2 separate regions of the Homo sapiens genome follow, and region 1 is linked to region 2. A link is an interaction called in ENCODE POLR2A ChIA-PET data of the cell type or tissue named here. Cell type or tissue: GM12878. All regions are shown on one strand. Each heading gives the region's core, and the rest is flanking DNA. Links, peaks and the distances in the headings are about the cores only. Region 1 overlaps SPATS2 (spermatogenesis associated serine rich 2). Region 2 has its middle 8.9 kb from the start of SPATS2.

What was found. Peaks named below come from ENCODE experiments on the same cell type or tissue, not always from the same donor. Only the 100,000 strongest peaks of a DNase experiment are listed, where the experiment ranks them.
Region 1: POLR2A ChIA-PET joins it to region 2 with 5 read pairs; 16 of 35 experiments call an interaction of 5 or more read pairs at or near these places.

What each region holds. Positions count from the first base shown.
Region 1 is chr12:49,469,757-49,474,153 of GRCh38, forward strand. The region is part of intron 3 of SPATS2 (spermatogenesis associated serine rich 2); the gene reads left to right. Among named protein-coding and RNA genes, the nearest start is that of KCNH3, 67 kb to the right of the region's middle. In GM12878, for the core only: no CTCF peak of the experiment used is centred there; a DNase peak (open chromatin) is centred at 1,995.
Region 2 is chr12:49,356,327-49,360,723 of GRCh38, forward strand. No RefSeq gene overlaps it. Among named protein-coding and RNA genes, the nearest start is that of SPATS2, 8.9 kb to the right of the region's middle. In GM12878, for the core only: CTCF peaks have their summits at 948 (motif pointing left) and 2,510 (motif pointing right); a DNase peak (open chromatin) is centred at 2,545.

The DNA of each region.
Region 1 (4,397 bases), core at 244-4,243, 110 kb after region 2:
GCACGCCTGTAATCCCAGCTGCTTGGGAGACTGAGGCAGGAGAATTGCTTGAACCCAGGAGGCAGAGGTTATAGTAAGCCAAGGTCACGCCACTGCACCCCAGCTTGGGCAACAGAGTGAGATTCTGTCTCAAAAAAAAAAGAAGGAAAAAACATGCAACTCAACACTCTCTCCCTGAAAAATGTTTGATTTTTCATTCATCTCATTCAAAAAGGTTGAACTGTACTTTTTTGACAACTCAAAGACAAGATTTTATTCTGGCTACCAAGTTGTTTCTCCTTTTTTTTTTGAGATGGAGTTTTGCTTTTGTTGCCCAGGCTGGAGTGGTGTAATGGCACAGTCTTGGCTCACTGCAACCTCCACCTCCCAGGTTCAAGTGATTCTCCTGTCTCAGCCTCCCTAGTAGCTGGGATTACAGACGTCCACCACCACGCCCAGCTAATTTTTGTATTTTTAGTAGAGACGGGTTTTCATCATGTTGGCCAGGCTGGTCTTGAACTCCTGACCTCAGGAGATCCTCCTGCCTTGGCCTCCCAAAGTGCTGGAATTACAGGCATGAGCCACCACTCCTGACCCCATTTCTCATTTTTAGGAGTAATTTTTTTCTATGTGAAATAGACTGGTTTTATTGATAGTGCTAGAAATGTTTTGAGCCTTTTGTTCACTTCCACCTGAAGTATTTACATTATTTATATACCATTTTAAGTCTATTATTTTCTCTAAAAGTTAAATTCCAAACTAAATTGTAAATTATATTTGTGGTTTTGGTACAAATTAAAACAATAATAGAGATCAGAGAAAGAAAAATATAACTTAGGAGCAGTTCACCAGCTGGTAAATCAACTGCATTTGCTTCTCATGTACCTTCTGGTTCTTATCTGTTAGCAAGACTTCTTAAATTCTGCCTAGTGATAATCATGCCATAAGATCATCTCCTTCAGTTACCTTTTTTTGAGTGTGTCCCAACCACCTAGTACAGTTAGTTGTGTATGATCTTCTTGAGGAGCAATCAGAAGAGACTTGTGAAATATCATTAGCCTGTTAGCCTTGTTCCAGTGTTTTGTTGCTTACCCATCAAAACTTTAAACTTATATTCAGCATATTTGTTTCTGCCTTAATTTAAGCTCAGACTTCCTTTGTAGCTTCAAGGGAATAAAGAACAATTGTGTGACATCCTCTTTTTTAAAAACTTTGAAGGTAAATAAGAAAGGCAATGTGAACATGAGTAATAGTATAAAACACTGACTGTTAGAACCAAACAAACTCAATTTTTAAATTCCATCTCTGTCACTAGCTAGTTAGGCTGTCCTAGCAAGCTAGGAAATCTCTTTACTGCTCTAGGTCTCCTCTTCCTTTCCTGTAAAATGGCAAGATTGCAGAAGACTTGTATGTAGGGATATCAAGAGGATTAACTGAGATGATTCATGTAGAGCTCCTTCACAGTGTCTAGCAGAATGAAGCACTCATTAATGCCAGCTGCTGTTATGGTGGTCTGTTTAGCCTTTTTCAACTTGAGACCATTTATAATTCCTGTAACTCAGTAGTTCTCACCTGTTAGACCCATTGTTCCCTTTTTATTTATTTTTTATTATTATCTTTTGAGACAGAGCCTTGCTCCATCAACCAGGCTGAAATGCAGTGGCACAGTCAGCTCACTGCAGCCTCAAACATTTGAGCTCAAGCGATCATCCTGCCTTAGCCTCTTGAGTAGCTGAGACCACAGGAAAGCACCTTGCTAATTTTTTAAAAAATTTTTATAGAGACAGGATCTCACTGTGTTGCCTAAGCAGGTATCAAGTTTTAGGTTTCAAGTGATCTTCCTGGCTTGGCCTCCCAAAGTGCTTGGATTACAGGTGCAAGCCACTGTGCCTGGCCAAAATTTGTGTTTTAACCATTTTTAAGTGTATAGCTCAGTGGCATTAGTACACTCCCATTGTTGTACAACCATTACTGTCATTCATGTCCAGAACTGTTTTCATATTGTAAAACTGAAACTCTATACCCATTAAACAGTAACTTACCATTCCCTCCCAGTTGTTGGCAACCACCATTCTACCTACTGTCTTTGTGAATTTGACTACTCTAGGTAACACATATTTAAGTGAGATTAAGCTGGGTGCAGTGGCTCGTACCTGGATTCCCAGTACTTTGGGAGGGTCATTTGAGCCCAGGAGTTTGAAACCAGCCTGGGCAACACAGTGAGACCCTGTCTCTACAAAAAAATTTAAAAAATTACCCAGGGCATGGTGGGGCGTGTCTTTAGTCCTGCTTCTTGGGAGGCTGAGGTGGGAGGATCACATAAGCCCAGGAGGTTGAGTCTATAGTGAGCCAAGGTTGCGCCAGTGCACTCCAGCGTGGGTGACAGAGCAAGACTCTTTGTCTCAAAAGCGCCCCCCAAAACAAAAATTTATTATTGAAAAGTTTAAAATTATAAAAATAGAGGAGTATGAGGAACTCCTATATACCTATAACTCAGGTTCAATAATTAGCTACATATGGCTATTTTTTTTTGTCTGTCTTTCCACCCACCTCCAATGGGTTTATTTTGAAGCAACTTTCTCCCACTATCTTAAGGAAAGACTTTAAAAATAAAACATAAAATATACTAACCAAAATTGAAAAGAATTGATGTCAGTACATTATTACATATAGAATTAAGAACATCTGTTCATTAAAAGGCACAATTAAGAGAATGAAAAGGCAAGTTACAGAATGGGAGAAGAAACTTGGATTATATTTAACAGATAGAGAAATACAACAAATCAATAAGAAAAAGACAACTCCCCTTCCCAGAAACTGGGCAAGAATAGGCATGTCAGGAAAGAGAATATCCAAATGGCTTATTTTATATATTTTATATATATATATATATAAAATATTATATTATATTATTATATTATTCAGTCTCTTTAGAAGCAAGTGAAATGCAAATTGAAACCCTAATGAAATAACTGTAATACTGATCTCATACCAGAATCACTAAAATTGAAAAGAATAACAGGGCCAGGCGTGGTGTCTCATGGCTTTAATCCCAGCACTTTGGGAGGCTGAGGTGGTCGGATCCCTTGAGCTCTGGAGTTCGAGACCAGCCTGGGCAACATGGCTAAACCCCGTCTCTACAAAAAGTAAAAAATTAGCCAGACGTGGTGGCGCATGCCTGTAATCCCACTGTAATCTCAGCTACTCAGGAGGCTTAGGCTGGAGGATTGCTTGAGCCCGGGTAGTCGAGGCTGCAGTGAGCCATGATTATGTCACTGCACGCAGCCTGGGCAATAGAGTGAGACCCTGTCTCAAAAAAAAAAAAAAAAGACAACAACAACCACAACAAAAAACAGAATAATGAAAGCAAAGAGTGTATGGGGAACAATAGAAACTTGGCTGGGCATGGTGGCTCATGCCTATAATCCCAGCACTTTGGGAGGCCGAGACAGGCAAATCACCTGAGTTCAGGAGTTTGAAACCAGTCTAGCCATCATGGCAAAAAACCCATCTCTACTAAAAATAAAAAAATTAGCTGGACGTGGTAACATATGCCTGTAATCCCAGCTACTCGGGAGGCTGAGACAGTAGAATCACTTGAGCCCAAGAGGTGGAGGTTGCAGTGAGCTGAGATCACACCCACTGTACTCCAGCCTGAGCAACAGAGCAAGACTGTCTCACACACACATACACACAAAAAAAAATCTCAAACACTACTAGTGAGAATCTAAATTGGTACAGTGTCTTTGAAAAACTGTTTGACAGTATGTACTGAAGTTGAAGCTACACATATCATATTTAGTTCTATTTTTGTATATATTCAACAGAAGTGCATTCCTAGGTACACCGTAACACTTGTACAAGAATATTGAAAACAGCATTGTTTGTATTGTCCCAAAACTGGAAGCAACCCAGTTGCCCATCACTAGCAGGATAAGTAAGTAATGGCATAATCATACCGTGAAATATTATTCAGCAATGAAAACGAATAAACTGCCTTTACTTGTAAGAAGCTAACATGAGTCTTACAACATGATGTTGAGCAAAAATCCAAATGCACACCAAAAATAAAATGCATACAGGGTTATTCCTTTTACAGATAATGATAAAACTAAACCATAATATTTAGGGATGTATGCTTAAGTGGTATGAATTCAGTGATTGTATTAGTCCGTTTTCCTGCTGCTGATAAAGAAAGGAAGTGGAAGTCCAGAGAGCGATTACCTTTGGTGAGTGGGAGAGGATTGAGAGGGGGTGTGAGGAAGACTTCTAAGTACTAGCAGTGTTTTACTTATTCACCTGGGTAGTAGTACTTGGGTATTTGCTTTGTGATAAATTATCAGACCAGAATCCTTTATGTGTTTGCATCGTACCTGTGTTATATATCACCATAACTTTTTTTAAAAGGACATTTCATT
Region 2 (4,397 bases), core at 270-4,269:
AAAATAAAAACAAATAAGTAAATGAAATTAAAACAAAACCCAAAATACGGTCTTAAAAAAAGGACATTTAGTAAAATAATAGGAAATCTAAGACATTAACAAGTGAGTCTTCTTTATTTTCTACCTTAGTTGATTTAATGAAATCCAGTGATTTCATATTCTCCCATTTGCACAAAACAAAAATTCATAGATACTTTGAAGAGTTGGAAGGGAACTGAGAAGGCCTGTATCCCAAGCAACTATACAGTACAGAATCTTGGGAAAAGCTTGCCTTAGAGATGACCATTTCGGGTTTTGCTTGAATTGGAAATCTTCTACCTGTCTCACCTTTTAGACATCCTTAATTGTTCCCTAAATTGTTCCTAAATTTGCTTCCTTGTAATGTCTTTCTGGACCTGCCATCTCTTGCTACAAAGAACATAAAAAACCAAAAACCATTTCTTGATGAGATTCTGCCCTTCATCTCCTATCTCTCTAAGTCTTTCATTTGCCACATTTACCATCACTTTGTTTAAGGAGGAGGCACTGTAGTCCGAGTGAGGAGGGATGAAGAGGTGAAGAGATGGGTCTCTACTTCTACCTCTTGCATTGACCATACTGGTGACTTTGGGTGAGCCACCTTTCCATTAGGGCCTCTGTTTCTTTCTTGTCAGGTGAGGGAGATGGACTTAGATGACTTAGATGATTTTTTTTTTTTTGAGACGAAATCTACTTTGTTGCACAGGCTGGTGTGCAGTGGCACGGTCATAGCTCACTGCAGCCTTTACCTCCTGGGCTCAAGCAATCCTCTCACCTTGGCCTCCCAAAGTGTTGGGATTACAGGCATGAGCTACTGACCCCAGCCTAGATGACCTTTAAGCTTGCTTTCAACCTGCATTCTGGAGTTATTAGCTTTTCAGCTGAGGTTTTTATTAAATGGTTTTATTTGTCATCTTCTGTCTGCCCCCTTGTGGACATTGTTTTGGGAAGAAAATAAAATATTTAATTGCTCGAAGAACAATATAATGACCATCTCACCCTCCAAAAATTCACTTGCATCACACTGTTTGTTTTCAGTTATTCATGTTCACTTCTAGTCGTCGTTCATAAATGTACATCATTTTACATGGTTGAATCATATCAGGGACATAATTTTGTACTTTCCCCCCTCCCTGATAAAGATGATGTTTTTACAGTAAAATAAAAAAATGCTTGTGATTCAATAAGCTTTTAAAATATTACTATAAAGACTTTGTTATTATATATATTTAATTGAGATATAATTCATATAGCATAAACTTCACCCTTTAAAAGTGTACAATTCAGTGGTTTCTGATAGATTCACAAAGTTGTATAATTATCACCTCTATTTAATTCCAGAATGTTTTACCACCCCAAAAAGAAACTCCATACTCATCAGCAATCACTCTCTGTTTCCTCCTCTTCCTAGCCTCTGCAATCACTGATCTGCTTTCTGTCTCTAGATTTGCCTATCCTGGACATTTTATTTAAATGGCATCACACAATATGTTGTCCTTTGTGTGTGTCTGGCTTCTTTCATTGAACATAATGTTTCCAAGATTCAAATATGGGCTGGGTGTGGTGGCTCACGCCTGTAATCCCAGCACTTTGGGTGGCTGAGGTGGGCGGATCACGAGGTCAGGAGTTTGAGAGCAGCCTGACCAACATGGTGAAACCCTGTCTCTACTAAAAATACAAAAATTAGCTGGGTGTGGTGGCATGCATCTGTAGTCCCAGCTACTCAGGAGGCTGAGGCAGGAGTATCGTCTGAACCTGGGAGGCGGAGGAGGTTGCAGTGAGCTGAGATTGTGCCACCGCACTCCAGCCTGGGTGACAGAACGAGACTCTCAAAAAAAAAAAAAAGAAAAGAAAAGAAAAAATGATTCAAATATGTTGAAGCATGCATTATCATTACATTTTATTTTTTAATAACACACCATTATATCTTAAAGCTGTATAATATTCCCTTTTTGATAAACATTTATATAATGTTGTTGTAAATAATGTGGCATCGATATCTTCATGGCTCTAATTCATCTCTTCTCTTGAATTATTTCCTTAGAATAAATTCCCATGGGTGGGATTACTGGGTCAAAGGGTATGAACATTTTTTATAGCTCTTGTCAATATTGCTCTTAAATTGTGGTGCCCAGAACTAAATGCAATTCTGAGACGTGTTCAGACAGAACGGGGTACTGTGGGGCTGTTACGTTCTCAAGGTCTGAACAATATATCATCCTTTAAATCCAGCAGCCTAAAAATTTACTAGCTTTTTTTGGTTGCTATGTAAGTGTGACTCATTGAGTTTATAGTCAACTGAGGCCCTTAGATCTTTTCCTAGGCACTGTGTCTTAGAGCTATGTTTGCATCTACTCTAGGACCCAGGAGGCTTTTGAGGACTCACTGACTTTAGTACTCTATGTCTTAGTTTTCTTTTCTCTTGAACAGTGGGGTGGTCCTAACAAGCCTGGAGACGTGTGGTTTGTTGTAGTCTTAGCTAGGAACTGCAGATGGCGCTACAAGGCTGTCATGGTAAAATATGTCCCTCGGCTGTCCCCTTCACTTAAAAAAAAATGTGGTAGTGGCACCTCCATAGCAGGTTCATTACCAGAGTTCAGTCCTCTCCTTTTGCTGAGAAGGAGCAAGCAACTGTGAAGTTGGATTTGGGGTGTTATTCAAAGCAAGCTCCAACTGAAGCATGCTTTTCAGTTGTCATTTAATCTCCTAGGGGAATCTAGAGCTGTCTATTTCATGTTAGAACTTTGAACGCACATCTCATGCCAGTGCTTTGGCTTTTGAAGTTCCCACCCTGAGAAGGTGATTTAAAATGTTTTTCTTTTGCTTCATGTTCCCTGCAGTATTTCTGTTAGTCGCCTCAAGGGATTAAAAGTTGTTCAACTGTTTTGTTTTGTTTTGTTTTGTTTTTGCTAAGATGAGTTTTGAGCAATAAAAGTAAAAAATTTATGTAGGGTTCCAGCTAAAGATACTTCATTTCAATAATTTGTTCTCTCTTTTCTTTCTTATTCTTCTTTTTCCCCACCTCTCATTCACCCTTTCCATAGTCCATCTGGTTATTTGCAAACTATTATGACTCTAAGCAAGGATCTTGGACTTTCTGGGTTTAAACGTTACTGACAAGTTTCAACAGAACAAAGCAGTAAAACAGTGCCCTGTATGGGAAACTTGGAAGGGAATCTTTTTTTTTTTTTTTTGAGACGGAGTTTCGCTCTTGTTGCCCAGGCTGGAGTGCAATGGCACCATGTCAGCTCACCACAATCTCCACCTCCCGGGTTCAAGCGATTCTCCTGCCTCAGCCTCCTGAGTAGCTGGGATTACAGGCATGTACCACCACACCCAGCTAATTTTGTATTTTTAGTAGAGACGGGGGTTTCTCCATTTTGGTCAGGCTGGTCTCGAACTCCCAACCTCAGGTGATCTGCTCGCCTTGCCCTCCCAAAGTGTTGGGATTACAGGCCACCACTCCCAGCCCAGAAGGGAATCTTTTAACCCATTCTGTGCCAGACCTCAGTCCCAATTCTGGGTTGAGAAATGTTGTGGGGAACATCTGCTGGGCAGTGACTGAGTCAGCATGTGAGCCTGGCTTTGCAAGCAACACCTAAAAGGGCATTTTTCCTAGAATCAATGGCTCAGGCACATTTCAGGTGAATTAGTACCAGAAAAGGAACGGGAGCTGGGTGTGATGATGGGCGGAGGCGGGGGGATCACTTGAGCCCGGGAGTTTGAGGCTACAGTGAGTTATGATTCTGCCACTGTACTCCAACCTAGGCAACAGAGCAAGCCCCTGCCTCAAATAAATAAATAAGAAATTTATTAATCTGTCTCAAGAGTGGGGAAAAAAAAGGCCAGGCATAGTGGCTGATGCCTATAATCCTAGCACTTTTGAGAGGCTAAGGCAGGAGGATCACTTGAACCCAGTGGGGAAGATTGCTTGAGTTTGAGACCGGCCTGGGCAACATGGGGAGACCCCATCTCTATAAAAAAAAAAAAATTAGCCAGGCCTGGTGGCTCACACCTGTAGTCCAAGCCACTGGGAAGGCTGCAATGGGAGGACCAGTTGAGCCTGGGAGCTGGAGGCTGCAGTGAGCAATGATCCCATCACTGCACTCCAACCTGGGCAACAGAGTGAGAACCCTGTCTCTTAAAAAAAAAAAAAGGAATGGGGCTTGGCGCCGGTGACTAACGCCTGTAATCCCAGCACTTTGGGAGGCCAAGGCAGGTGGATCACGAGGTCAAGAGATTGAGACCATCCTGGCCAACATGTGAAACCCCGTCTCTACTAAAACTTCAAAAAAATTAGCTGGGCATGGTGGCGCACCTGTAGTCCCAGCTACTTGGGAGGCTGAGGCAGGAGAATCGCTTGAACCCGGGAGGTGGAG